2 separate regions of the Mus musculus genome follow, and region 2 is linked to region 1. A link is a contact called in ENCODE Hi-C or POLR2A ChIA-PET data. All regions are on one chromosome and are shown on one strand. The core of a region is the stretch at or near the end of the contact, and the rest is flanking DNA. Distances in the headings are between cores, read along the strand shown. Region 1 overlaps Amotl2 (angiomotin-like 2). Region 2 has its middle 14 kb from the start of Gm46151.

What was found. A loop is a pair of places that touch in the nucleus more often than their neighbours do. ChIA-PET counts read pairs that join two places held with the same protein, here RNA polymerase II (POLR2A).
Region 2: POLR2A ChIA-PET joins it to region 1 with 11 read pairs in embryonic stem cell. The contact joins two enhancer-like sites. A Hi-C loop is called at or near these places in 15 of 37 maps with a recorded cell type or tissue (T-helper 1 cell, adrenal gland, gastrocnemius and 3 more). POLR2A ChIA-PET finds 5 or more read pairs at or near these places in 5 of 5 experiments (Patski and embryonic stem cell).

The regions. Positions count from the first base shown.
Region 1 is chr9:102,721,240-102,728,386 of GRCm38, reverse strand. Amotl2 (angiomotin-like 2) reads right to left here. Exons shown (of 10, transcript NM_019764.2): 3 at 4,524-4,818; 4 at 3,556-3,700; 5 at 3,192-3,284; 6 at 1-70. Among named protein-coding and RNA genes, the nearest start is that of Amotl2, 7.0 kb to the right of the region's middle. Within about 2 kb of position 4,191, at least 1 of the 3 ENCODE cell types and tissues checked has a DNase peak (open chromatin) inside an H3K27ac peak, as active enhancers do; it is heart, where a contact is called at or near this core.
Region 2 is chr9:102,789,632-102,796,500 of GRCm38, reverse strand. No RefSeq gene overlaps it. Among named protein-coding and RNA genes, the nearest start is that of Gm46151, 14 kb to the right of the region's middle. Within about 2 kb of position 4,545, at least 1 of the 3 ENCODE cell types and tissues checked has a DNase peak (open chromatin) inside an H3K27ac peak, as active enhancers do; it is heart, where a contact is called at or near this core.

The DNA of each region.
Region 1 (7,147 bases), core at 2,942-5,441:
TCCTCGATGGCACCACGCAGCAGTGCCATCTCCCGCTCCAGCTTCTCCTGTTCCTGTTGCTGCTCATAGCCTGTCCGAGGAGACATTAAAGAGGAAAGGGTCAGTGATGGCGGCCACCTTTGCCTACTTGTGACAACTGCTTCTCCCCCTCGACGCGTCTGCGAGTTACATATTGCACTTCGGCGAGATGCAGACTAAGGTAAGAGTAAACGGCAGAGCCTGACCCCCATGACCCTTGCTGGAACAAACAAATAAACCAAAGTGGCCTTTCAGCTGCTTGAACTGTGCCAGACATGACCATTACCAAAACATATTTTCCTTAAGCTTCATGATAACTAGACTGCTCAGGCAGACACTGTGCCAACCTGTTATAGATTAGGGAGGGTACTGTGACAAGGTCATTCGTTGTGCAAGCAGGACGTGCACTTTTAACCTTATCACACTTGATCCCCCAGGAGGAATTTGAGGCTCCTGATTTATAGAGGAAGAAACATAGGAACCAAATGGCTGACTGGGAGGCTCCGGCTATAAGGCTTTGCTCACAGTCCTTCTCCCTATAGGCTTGCCGAAATGAACTCTTAAGTACAGTCTGCGGACGGTAGCCTCTCCTGTTCACCGACCCTTTTGTTGCATGGTCTGGGGGCCCACATGCAACATCATAAGAGAATTCAAACCATGCATCACACTGAAAAGGATGCTGGTCCAAAGACTTGTGTCTAAGATTCCAGCAATTGCCGAGCACTTTGCACATTAGAGGAACCTCTCCATTTAGCCTGGCCAAGGCAAGAAAGAACCTGGATGTTCGCCCTTTGGGAGTCTTGGGCTAGTCGACCAAGAATGGCTGCTTATTTCTCTAGAGAGTTCGTAGGGAACAGGGTTTGGAACAAAACTATATTGGTGAGATTTTTCTGCTACAGTGGATGGCTCTACATTATCCAAAACAGTAACTACCAAGGTTACACTCAGCTACCGAACTCTCAAAATGTGGCTGGAAAGACAGAAGAAATGTTAACTTTCTTTGGGCTATGTGTGGCTAGGACACGGCCCTAGTATGCAGAGGCCTCCCTTCACCAACTCGTTGAACAGCATTAAGGGGCACTAAGGGGCAATCTAGGCTATCTCCTTTGCCCTTCTGAAGGCTACAATCGGCCTAGCTTGCCTCACTCTTTGGTGTGGAGGGAAAAGACGGGGCTGTTCCATGATGCTTTACACATGACTTGGTCATACTCTGCTGGCTTGCCTTTGGTGAGTGGAGTGGAGGGAAGAAGCCAGGTTCAGACCCGTAAACAGCATCCTCTCTCACCCACTAGCACTACAGCCTGTGTCTGAATGTCCAGGCCTCACTCCAGACCTAGCAGTACTAGGAGGTAGATGCTTCTGTAGCCTGTGCCAGGCCAAGGCAACACCTGTCCAAAAGCAGGCAGGACCAGTTGTCAGGCCTCAGAGTCAGCTCCTGAAGGCCCATATCAGACAATTCAGGCAGAGATGGGGGCTGCTGTTGGGGAAAGCCAGTTATGGGGAGGAATTCTGTACCCTCCAGAAAAAAGTGTCAACCTCAGCCCTTTAGAAATGGCGATTATATAGAAAAACAAAACAAACAAAGCAAAACAGCCTTCTAATGCTAGGGGGGTTTCTTAGTTCCTCCAGCTGTGGATCCAGTGTTTTTTGTTTCCAGATGCCTTGTACAATCTCTAAGATACCTTGGTTGAGGGTGGGAGGCTGAGCCTATCTTAGCAAGCTCTCCACATTCAGGTCCTAGCCTCCCTTTGTATTCATACTCTCTCCTCCCAAAGCCAGGCTGGGCGCCGCCGGGGCCGAAGGGCGCCACTGTCAGGCGCACAGGGGAGGGAACGGAGGGGGGGACGGGCTGGGAGCGGAACAGCCCAGCAGCTCTGGTATGCCAGGCATCCAGGTCACCCGCGGCTGCGAGATTAATGGCTCCAGCAAGAAGCCAAGAACAGCCTGGCGCTAGCTTGCTCCCCGGGGAGAGGAAACGCCTCCCGGCTGCTTCTGCCCCCCTCCCCCTCTGCAAGCTTCCAGAAACCCTCCTTAAGACTTCCTTTCTCCGTCAGAGCCGGGCTCCAAAACCCACCCCTCCCACCAAAGCACCCCTAATCTCTCTTCCCACAGCAGTAGGTGCTTCTACAGACTCCCAAGGGCAAACCCCTAGGCGACACACCTCTTTCCCCTTCACCTCCGTTCCAGAGACCTTTAACCACCTCATTTTGAAAGGTAGTAGTGGATAGCACAGGTCTTACCCAATCTGAGCCCATTCCCTGCCAAAGGCTTATTTATTAGCAAGCACTCTAAGTCCCCGAAGGAAGGGGGTGGGGCGGTTAGCATTCAGAAACCCCCTCTCTCTGGAGTCTTTCCCTCTTTAGACACCCCTAACAAAGTACCCTCATACATATTCCTCCTAAATACCTCTTACCTACAAGCCTGTCATTTCCCCTCAGTGTCTGAGACCTCCTCCACTGCCTCCATACTTCTGCTGTTCCCAGATTTCCCAGGGTCACCAGGGGCTTCCTAATCACCAGGAACATGGCTCAGGAACACTTTTTCCCTTGAACTTGTGGGTACCTGCTCCTGCCTTAAGCTCATCTCACCTCCCTGTCATCCTCTGGATGGATTCTCACATTCAGCCCAGCGCTGGCCAGGTGCTTAGCCTGGCTCCACTAATGAAGGAACAAATTGATTAGTCTATAAAGCTTCCAGGATGCCTGGACCTCCCTGTTTTAAAGAGAAACTTTCTGAATGCCTCCTTCAGACTGTAGCTGTTGACTAAACCCATCTGTGGCTGTCCCAGGAAGTTTCACCATGTGGACCATCCCCTGCAGCTTCCCATGTCCCCAGCCTTTCTGTTGTCTGTCATTCCTAGGAAAACTCCAAAGAACCCTCATCATCCTCCATTTATCTATTGCCAGGGCTGTCATGGCCTCCCTACAGGAGAGACTGAGAGTCCATAGTGTGTGGCTCAGCCAGTTAAGGCTCCCTAGTCCCTATTCATCTTTGGAAATCACCCCTTCCCAGAGCAGCCATTCAGTGAATCTGTACCACTCTGCAAGGGGGGTGGGGGTAGTGAGGGTGGGTTAAACCTGAAGGGGAAGGGAGTGGCAGGGGTAGTGGGGCCACGTCATTGTGCCTCATTGCCTTTACACCCACCCAGGTTTCTCAGCTGGTCCCCTACTCACTCTGGGCAAGCAGTTTCGCCACCATGTCCTGACTGCCCGCCTGGGCTTCCTGGGTCTTGCTTGCCAGGTGGCGGTTTGCCGATTCCAATCTCTCTGTTTCAAATAAGGAGAAAAGATGTTTTAAATATAGAGGGATGCTATCAGCCTGGGCTTTACCCTCGGGTCCTAACTGTAGGCTTGCACCCTCTAAACTGGGGAGATGGGATTATAAGGAAGTCCCAGCTCAGCTCAGGGCCCAACGATGGGGGCTAATGTAGGCCTCTATAGCTCAGAACAGATTCTAAATTTCCCCCTGAAAACAGAGCCCCCAAAGTCTGACAGATGATGTCCTCCCAACACCCCAACCCTCGTGCCTGGTCCTTACCTCTAAGGTCTCGGTTGAAGTCCTGCAACCGTCTCATCTCACCGTCCATCTTGTTCCTCATGGTCTTCTCCAGGGCCTCACGCTTGGAAGAGGTCCTCATCAGGCTCTCGTGGGCCTCAGAGAGCCGCTGGATTTCATTTTCCAGCTGTAAGAGACAGATAATTAATTCAACTTCAGGAAGGGTCCTAGGGAGGGAGGCCAGTGACTTTACTGAGATTGCCACAGGACTGCAGCCTCTTAGGTAGACCAGACTGCTGCCTAGACACTGGGCTAGCTGCTCTACAAGGGGGCTACCTCCAGCATGCCCCATGCCTAGTGTTTACAAAGGACCAGGGATGAGAGCACCTAGGTGGCTCAGCCTATCCAGAACACTGTAGATAGACAGCAAGTGGAAAGCCTGAGGCTATTGCTAAAGTTGAACCTTAGTACACAATTGGCCAGGCTTCACCGAGGAAGTGGGGGTGCCAGACCCCAGCCTGAGCTGCCTCTGCCCAGAGCATGTGGCTGCCCCTCCCACTTGGAAGCCACAGGTCTTCCACGTGCTCCTAGCTGGCTTGCTTTGCCAATGCGTTGCTTTTTCTTTTCCCTGAGAGGAGGGGCTTTCTCTTTGGCCAGTGTTGGCCTGGAACAGACTGGCTGTTGTGTGGGTGCACAAAGGGCTCTCTGTGGGAGGTGTCCACAGGAGGGGCTGTGCAGGGTGAGGGTACAAGTGTGCAGGGAGCTAGTGAATGAGTCCTTTCTAACCACTACTGGCCAGCAACTGCTCATGCATTAGGGCAGGCCTCTTGGTCGGTCCTCAGCTGTCTGGAGTCAGCTTGGGATGTGTGTGTGTGTGTGTGTGTGTGTGTGTGTGTGTGTCTGGGGGTGTGTGTAGGAGAATATGGTGCAAAAGGTAGCCTGATAGGCTTTCCTGCCCCTCTGCCTCCCTCTGCACCGGCCACCGCTCTGAGTGTCCTTGGAGTCCCCACCTTTTCTATGCGGCCAGCCTTCTCTGAAGTGCTCTCCAGCTCTCTCTGCAATCGCTCATTGTCCCTCTGCAGCCTGGCATTCTCCCTCAGTACAGTCTCCATCTGGGCCAGGTGGGCACTGCCCAAGGTGGCCTGGGCACTGGGTGGTCCCTCCACTGCAGGTGGACCAAAGGAGCTTGGGGGTCCATGGCCCAGAGCTGCCGGGTGGAGGGGTGGAGAGTGCTCCTGGGGCTGTGGCAGGTACTGGTACTGCTGCTGCTGGAGGAACACCGGTGGTACCTGGGCCTGCAGGATCCTGGGAAAGAAGAGGTGAATAAAGCTCAGAGCCCCGAGACACACAGCACGCACGTGTGCACGCGCACTCTGACTATTACTGCCAGTGACTGAGCCTCCCCAGTGTTAGGCAGCCACCAGAGGGAGGGCCTGTGCCACAAGGTATGTGCCTAAGACTCAAGAGTCAGAGAGCAGGATGGGTGTGGGGTAGGGTGGCGGTGGCGCTGTATCCAGATGCTCATTCTGTTCAAGCAACCTGGGTCGTCCTAAGCAAATACAGCTTAAATATTACCTTTAAAGACGCGCTCATGACCTTTTGAATTGATAGAAGGATCTTTTGGGATGGAAGCCACACAGAGTCCCCAGGCCCCAGGAAGGGCACTTACTAGTGGATTCTAGCAGGTAAGCCATGTCAGCTAAAACGGCTCACCTGAGTTTTTTCTCCTCTTTGTTTCAAGGGTCTTGCTACCCACAACTACCGAAATTCTTTTCCAAGACCCCAGCTAAGGTTAGAGCAGGGAATCAGATGCCAGGGGGAACAGATTTCAGCTCCAGCTGCTAGGCCTTCAGCAGACCAGTGCTGTAGCTGCCAAGTGGCACCTGTGTCGGCGAAATCACAAGGGTCTCCAGCCACAGAAGCCAGGCTTGACCAAATGGCTGGTAACAGCAGGTTCACCCATGACTGTCTAGCTTCCATCTCTGTTGGTGATCACCTCAGTTAAGGGGCAACCCCTGGATTAGCTCCATAGCAGAGTTCAGGACTGTGTTCTTTCGGCCCTTGGCCATGAGTGTAACACATCCTTACACTCTAATGTTTAGAGAACAGTTAGGCCCAGGTAGCCAGAGGCTCTTTCTGGGGGCCTTGTGACCCCCAAGTGTCACAAGTGCCTTCTCAGTTGTACTCAGAATGTTCTAGAAGCCTCTTGGAAGTTTGGATTTCACTTCTGGATCTCTCATGCCCCCTCTGCCATCCCCAGTGTCCAAAATCACCCCTCTAGCCTATGGCTCGCTCCCCTGTTCTTTGAGCCCCTGACTCAGTCCCTAAAGCCTGCCCATCCTTTTTCCTCCTATAGGCTCCAGGGAGTGCAGAGAAGAGGGCTGCCACTAGACTGACTAAACTCCCCCTTGCTGCCAAGTGTGGTCACTCTTAGGGTTGCCTCAGATAACTGTTGTCCCCCTCCTCCCTACCACAGGCCAGGCAGACACAACTGACATTCTTCGAGAATGATCGAGAGCTCCAGGGAAGAATGGCGACGACTCCTTTCCGTTCACACTTGCTCCTGGTTCTTCCATTTCCCACCGCCCTCCTCCCTATCTTTTTGTTCTCCTGCAAAACAGCCCACTTCCTTGCCTGGATATTATCTTTTCCTGGCAGGGTTCAATAGGGCTGGTCCAAAAGAAGAAACTCTTCCTGACCGGCCCTGAAAAGGGAGGTGAGGTGGGGGTCTGGGGGAGTGGAGGCTAGAGTAAACCCACGAGGCTCCACCCCCCCCACACCCCCACACATCCCCGCTCCCCTGGCTCCCCTACTAGGCCCAAGGCGGCTATTCTCTTCCAGAGTGAAGAAAACCGAATTGGTGGGAAATGGAGGGACCAAATAAGGATTCAGCAAGGGTGACTGACTTTGAACCCAGAGGGTCCCCAGCCAGGTTCCTTGGAGCCCACCTCACCCCACCCCAAAGGAGGTACAGCAATGGTGCCTGTTTCTCTGGAAAAGGCACAGGGGCCAATAAAGATGACTAAGGCAGCCCCTCATTTCTAGGAACATGGACTCCTGCAATGATCTGGCTTCCTGCTTATACTAACTGGGCTCCCAGCCTAGCTCCAATGACCCATTCTCTAAGGCTAGTATTGATCTCTTAAGAGCCAATCATATCATGCCCTCCAATACACACACACACACACACACACACACACACACACACTCCCCGAGAGTTCACACACACACACTCCCCGAGAGTTCACTTCACAGGAAGTCAAGCCAAGTCACTACTCTGGTCCAACAGCATCCTGAGCCCCCCCTTTCCCCCCAAAGCAGCTCACTCACTCACTCACTCACTCACTCATCTAGGCCCATAAGCACAAGGGAAAAGCTAGTAAGTAATTAACTGGCAGACAGTAACTATACAGAAGTGGCCCAGCGAGCCACCTAGTTCTTTCAGCCTCAATAGCAACACCTCCCAATGATGAGCCAACAACAAAAAATGTCCACCTTCTCTTAAAAACCTTCAATAAGTTCCACCTTTGGCCTACTTAACTCGGGAGAAGTTTGGTAAGGATTCCTATTGTCTTTAGTTAGTTCTTTCTTAGAAAAAAAGAAATGCTCACCTTTGAACCCCATTCACATCCCT
Region 2 (6,869 bases), core at 3,296-5,795, 68 kb before region 1:
AGAAAAGGTTTCAAGACACAGTATCTAGAGGATTTAAGCTTATTTATAAACAAAATATTTTGGTTGCCAATAATGCAAAATGGGTATTTGTTCTCTTATTTCCTTCTTTCCCCTAAACTTCTTCATTTGCATTAGTGCAGCATATCGTTATTACTGTTACTGATGATGATGATGACAATGACGATGGTGGTGATGGTGGTATGACAATGATGATAACGATGATGATGATGATGGAGAAGATGGAGAAAGAAAGGGAGGAAAGGGAAGGAAATGTTGGGAAGCCCCCTCTGGCTTCTTTCACTCTTCCTTCTAAATCTCACAGTCTCTCCAGCTTCCTCTTATCCTACCCAACAACATTTAACAGCTGCCTTTAACAGAAGGCCAGCTGTGTGCTGAGTTCCATGTGAGCTTGCAGCATGTCCACCCAACCCCCAGAAAGCAGATGCTGTAAAGACCATTTTTGGGCTTGGGAAGTCATTCGGTAAGGACGCTACTCACATGAGGTTGATTGGCAAGCAGGTGACAGAGCCAGGACCCAAAGTCAGGATGCCCTTGCTGGCTGCCAATCTGGTCAGCTTAGCATCTCTGCTCTCTGGGCAAGTAGAGAGGAGTGTGATAAGATTGATTTTTTCCTGATCTCTATGCTTCGGATCTCCTTCACTTTGTCCCACCTCCCACGTGGTGAGACAATTTCTGTTTCCTACACTGAGCTTTATAGTGCTTCTAAGTCAACCTTGTGTGAGTTGTGCAGGGTTTGCAGTGAGTGTTTCCCGCCAATGTCGCTGAAGAGACCTGAAGGAACAGTTGGGTATCTTTCCTGTGACAGTTACTTATAATTGTCAATTCAACACAACCTGGAATCACCTGAGAGGTGAATCTCAATGACAGATTGTTTATAGGCCTGGCATGGAAGAGCATGCCTTTAATTCCAGCATTTGGGAGGCAGAGGCAGGTGGATCTCTGTGACTTTGAAGCCAGCCTACAGAGTGAGTTCCAGGACATAGTAAGACCCTGCCTCAAAAACAAAACAAAGTTTACAGTGGATTTAGTCTTTGGGCATGTCAATAGGAGATTTTCTTAATTAAGTTAATAGATGTGGGAAGACCCAGGCCACTGTGGGCAGCACCATTCCCTAGGCAAGAGATCCTGACCTATGTGAGAGTGAAGAAATCCAACCGAGTACAACCAAGTGAGCATGCATACATTTATTCTCTTGACTGTGGACATAATGCAACTAGCTGTTTGAAGTTCCTGCTTTGACTTCTCCAAAATGATGGACTGTAACCTGGAATAACTATAAACTAAAAACAAACAAACAAACAAACAAAAAAACCCTTTCTCTCCTGAGTTGCCTTTCTATCTAGGACTTTTGTTTTTCTGAGATAGCCCTAGCTGTCCTGAAACTTGCTATATAGACAAGGCTTGCCTTGGTCTCACAGAGATCCACTTGCTTCTACCTCTTGTGTTCTAGAAGTAAAGGTGTGTGTCGGGGCATTTTTATCACAGCAACAGGAATGAAGTTAGAACAGTTAGAACATCCCCTCAGAGGAACTGTGGTGTGGCTCAACTGAGTTACTGAGATACCAGCACAGCCCTTGGTTCTCTTAACCTTTCTGAGCCTTGAAAGTTCCCTCTGCATAGTTACTACACTAAGAAAGAAAGAAAGAAAGAAAGAAAGAAAGAAAGAAAGAAAGAAAGAAAGAAAGAAAGAAAGGAAGGAAGGAAGGAAGGAAGGAAGGAAAGAAAGTGCCAGCTCCAGGAAAATGAAAGATGATGCTGTCCTAATTCTCTGGTATCATCGGAGAGGTAGGATGGGTAAGTAGAGATCTCTGCATTTGAACAGGCTTCTGGTGTTCCTCTGCCTCTCTCACAAGAGTGTACTGGGGAAGAGACAGTGCCCCTTCCCAAGGACATAGAGCTACCTGATGGATTCTGGACAATGAGAAGGCGTTCACTCACATGCAAATGAGGTTAGGAGCCTGTGCGTGTCCTCTATGTCCCTTCTTGCTCTAAAGAGGATGACCAGACAACGCGACCGTACTTCAGAAGGTCACAGTTAGGTCTTCCTGCATGTCTAAGACACTTAACTGCAGCCCCTGCCAATTCCCACCGGAATCCCAGTGGGGACAGAAAGTGAAGGGCTGCTCTCGGTGCCTGCAATTGTGCTTCCAGAACAAAGTCCCTTCTCTCCTGATTGGTACCCAGAGAGCTGGTAATTCTCATCCGGGAACCCAAGCCTGGGACCAAACATGGCAAGAAGTGGATGCTTACTGGCATTGTTCTCAGCTTTCAAAGCCTCCCAACCACCACTCTTCAGTCTCAGCGGCTACAAAGTGAAGTCTTTTCACTTAGTTTGTGTATGTGTTGGGGGGGTACATGCACCTGTGTTTAGAGGTCAAAGGCCAACTTTAGGTGTTGCTCCTCAGTTACCATCCCCCACTTGTGTGTGTGTGTGTGTGTGTGTGTGTGTGTGTGTGAGAGAGAGAGAGAGAGAGAGAGAGAGAGAGAGAACACTCAGGCAGACAGACCTCTTCTTTGTGGAGCCTAGAACACTCTTCAACTCAGGTATGCTGGCTGGTCAGCTTCTCCCTATTGCTGGGATTACAAGCTTATGCCACCACAGCCCACCTTTCTATGGGTTCCAGGGGACTGGATTCAGGTTCTCACATTTGTCTGGCAAGCACTCTATGACTGAGCCCTCAGCACCAGTCACTCGCTTCCTTTTTAAATTATAAATGCTCGCTCGTGGAGAGGGAGAAATGAAAGAGACATGGAGGGGGTGGAGGTGGGGCAGGAAAGGGATGCTAGATTACCATTCTCGACAGTGCCTAGAAAAGTCCTAGTTAGACCCGGGACAGTGGCCAAGGGTGGCCTTGGGGGAGAAAAGTAAGAGGAGTTTTAGACCAACAGAGGACTGTAGAGGACAGACAAAGCGAAGGCTTGATTCCTGGGCTTCTCCGGGCTGCACTTCCTGGCCTTGGGTTTTCTCATTAATTCACAAATACTTATTGAAAGTCTGCAGTTGCCAGGCAGGGCCAGAGGCTGGAGATTCAGCTTAAACAGGACAGATCCTGTCCTCCGACCGACCGGGTGATTGGTTGGAAGGTGGGATACAGGGAAAACGCAGAGAGGGTAAGGGTGGTGAGGCTTCGGGCTTTAGAGGGGTGTTGGAGAAAGCTTTCCAGAGAGAGTAACATCAACTGGGTTAAAGCAGACGAAGGAGAAGGAAGTGGAGATTTGGGAGAAGCAAAGAACAAGGAAGCTCCTGTGGTCTCGGAGCAAGTGGTGGAGAGGGAGGGAGGGAGGGAGGGAGGGAGGGAGGAAACGAGGGGTAGCAAGGACTGGGAGAGCACATCTGGGGAGATCTAGGGAAGGGACTGTGCGCAGAGCCAGGGAAACTGTGCTGGATTTGGAACTCGAGTGATACAAGCTAATTTACATGTTATTAAGTGACGTCACCGCGGCTGTAGGAGAACCAGCAAATAACAGTTCACCGAGCTGAGCTTGTACTTGGGAAGCAGATGTGGGAGAATCGCAGCAAGTTTAAGGCTAGCCTGGTCTACATACATGTCCCAAGCCAAGCAGAGCTACACAATGAGACATGTTTCAAAAATCAAGGCGACAGCCGGGCGTGGTGGCGCACGCCTTTAATCCCAGCACTCGGGAGGCAGAGGCAGGCGGATTTCTGAGTTCGAGGCCAGCCTGGTCTACAAAGTGAGCTCCAGGACAGCCAGGGCTATACAGAGAAACCCTGTCTCGAAAAACCAAAAAAAAAAAAAAAAAAAAAAAAAAAAAAATCAAGGCGACAACGAAACAAGATATTAAAAAACAAAAAACCTCACAATGTCCACTTAAAAATCCGACTTTCAGAGAGATAAATACTTGCTAGGATTAGTACATTCTATATATTATATATGATATTTGTGATATTTTATACTAAAAAAATTAAAATTGTCCTTCGCTCATCTAAAATGAAAATGTTAACTCTAGTGTCCTAACGTTTATCTGGTCACCCAAACGTGGGGGTGGGGTGGGGTGGGGTGGGGGGAGATTTAGGGCATAAAAGTGAGACGTGAACAAAGGAAATGAGAGGCGTTGTGCTTTATTTACCAAGTGAGAGATGGCGCACAGGGACGCAGTGCGCATGGTGCGTTATGGTGCGCAGTGACTGGGAAGGGAGATAGACAGCAGGTTGATGAATTCCAGTCGAATTCCGTATGTATACAATGCCCTCCACTCCCTTTATGTGAGCTGTGTTAATTTATTGTACCACCGAAAATAGGGAGAAAGGTTAACAGCCAGTGCGGAGGATGTGGGCGGGGCCTGCTGCCATAAAGGAAGGAAGTGGGTTTGAACCACTATCATTTTAGGGAAACCATGAAAATAGAATAAATCCACCCAAAGGTAGAACGGAGCCACAGGGCAGTGGCCCAAAAAAGTACCTCTCCTTCCTGTTCAGAGACACGGCGGTCAGTCCCTGTGGAGTGACAGGAAAATCTCTGGCTGTGATACTTCCTTTTTGGTGCCCTGTCCTTTCGCTGGGTGCCAACAGCTGGGCTCTTAGGGGAAGCACCGGAGAGAGCCTTCTGGGGAGGGGGTGGGGAGCACTGCCGACTATGACTGCATCTTAGTGTTTGGATCTTTGGTTGTGAACCAGTTTGCTGAGGATTCTTGGCAATCAGGGGCAGCACCTTCCAGGTTAGCACCAAAAAGCCACGAGTCCCAGCACGTGAACTCTGCGTAAGATGAAGTTGTTACACGCATAACACGGCCCTTTAGCCCTGTCTGTGTTAACATATGTTTCCTAATAAATTAGATATTCTCAATAAAATATTTTGTGTGTTTATGGGTATATTTTTTCCCCCTCAGTTTTTCAAGACAGGGTTTGAACTCACTCTGTAGACCAGGCTGGCCTCAAACTCAGATATCTGACTGCCTCTGCTTCCCAAGTGCTGGGGTTAAAGGCATGTGCCACTGTTGCTCTTATGTCAGCACGGCTGGCCTTGAACTGGTCCTCTAGCCCTCACCTTCCAAGTTGTGTTGTTTTTTGTTAGCTTTTGTTTGTTTGTTTCATAGGTCATCATCATATGCCTATTGAGTTTTCATCAAAACACATAGAAACATCTCATCATGTCACCTCGTTTTGGTTTTTGGTTTTGATTCTAGACATGCCTGGGAGAAGTTTATCTGAGACAAAATTTACACAAATCTAAAGGCAGCTGACTTGCAGACAGGCATCTCCCATTCAGAGCATTGTCTGTGGTCCTCCCAGAGGGTAGCAGGGAAGCCTAGGCTTGCCTTTTAGCCATATACACCCCCTTTTTTTAGAACAGTCTCCAGCAGCCTGCCCTCCCCTCCGGTCTGTCTGGAGTAGAACACCGCCCTTGTTTGGCTACTTTCCATGGGGTCTTTGGAACACTCAGCATCTCCACATTCTCTCTTCTACTCCCCAAGATGCCAGTTTGGGAATTTGCTAAAAGAGAGACCTCACTGTGTCTTCCTAAGCCACTGAGGGCTGTATATGCAGAGGATCCTCAGTGCCTAGGGCCTTATGTGACAGGAGCCTTGTACATCGGGGCCTCTGGCCCCCACTGTGGGCAGAAGACATGTGCCTTGCCAAGGTCCCGGGAGGTGAACCTCCTGTGTAGAATCCTGAAGCAGCTTTCCGTCACCCTGGGCTGCCAGGCGGGCAGGACCCTGTACAAAATACAAAGTGCCGGGCTCCTTGCTCAGAATGCAGAAAACACTACCAAAGATCCTGAACTATGAATGTTTTTCTTTCTTCATGATTTATTGTGGCGTTTTAGTTGCTATTTAATGTCATTCTCAGGAAGGAAAAATGAAAATTTTCCAGTTAGTATGAATTCCACCATTCATCATTATATTCTGCACTGCCAGTTTTAAATGGAAATATAAGAGCATTTAACTTACATACAAAATTAAGGAATGTTTCTAGTTCACTTTGTAGATTATCAGAGCAAAAGAAATGTGTGTCACGTTACCTTGTTTTGTGTTTGTTTTGGGGGGCAGGATTTCATTTCACCTATACTGCCCTTGATCTCCAAGTGGGGTGGAGGACGACATGATCCTCCTGCCTCCACCTCCAGAATGCTGGGAATCCAGAAATTCACCAGCCTACAACATCAACATTTCAGTTTTGCTTCTTGAGTGCGTGTTGGTGCGTGTGCATGTGTGTGTGTGTGTGATATGTGCATGTGGAGGCTCTAAGTTGACGTTGAGTTTCTTCCTTAGTGGCTTCCCACTCATTTATTGAGGCAAGGTCTCTCCCTGAACACAGAGCTTGCCGATTTTGCACATCTAGCTTGCAGACCAGCGAGTATAGCTGAATTGATGTCAGAGGGCTAGAGAGATGAGATGGCTCAGCAGTTACAGCCCTTGCTGCCATTCCAGAAGGTCCCAGCATTCAGATGCCAGCATCCATGTTGATGGCGTACAACTCTCTGTAGCTGTAGTTTCAGGAGATCGGATGCTACACACACACAAATGCCATACCAACATAAATGAAAATGAAAATGTAATAAACCTTAATTCTTTTTAAAAGGTGGAGAGCAGTTGAAGAAGATGTCTGACATCAACTTCTAATTTTCACACACACTTACACACACATGAACTTGTACCTGCATACATATACAAACACACACACATATATGTGAAACAAGGGGGGTGGTGGCAATCTTAAGCTATATGTGGTTGTTTGAATAGGAATGGCCCACACAGACTGTGTTTGAAGGCTTGGCCTATCGGGAGGGAGTGGCACTATTAGGAGGTGTGACCTTGTTGAAGGAGGCGTGGCTGTTGGCTTCAGAAACTGGCTTTTACAGTTGCAGGTCACTAAGCAACAGGGACCT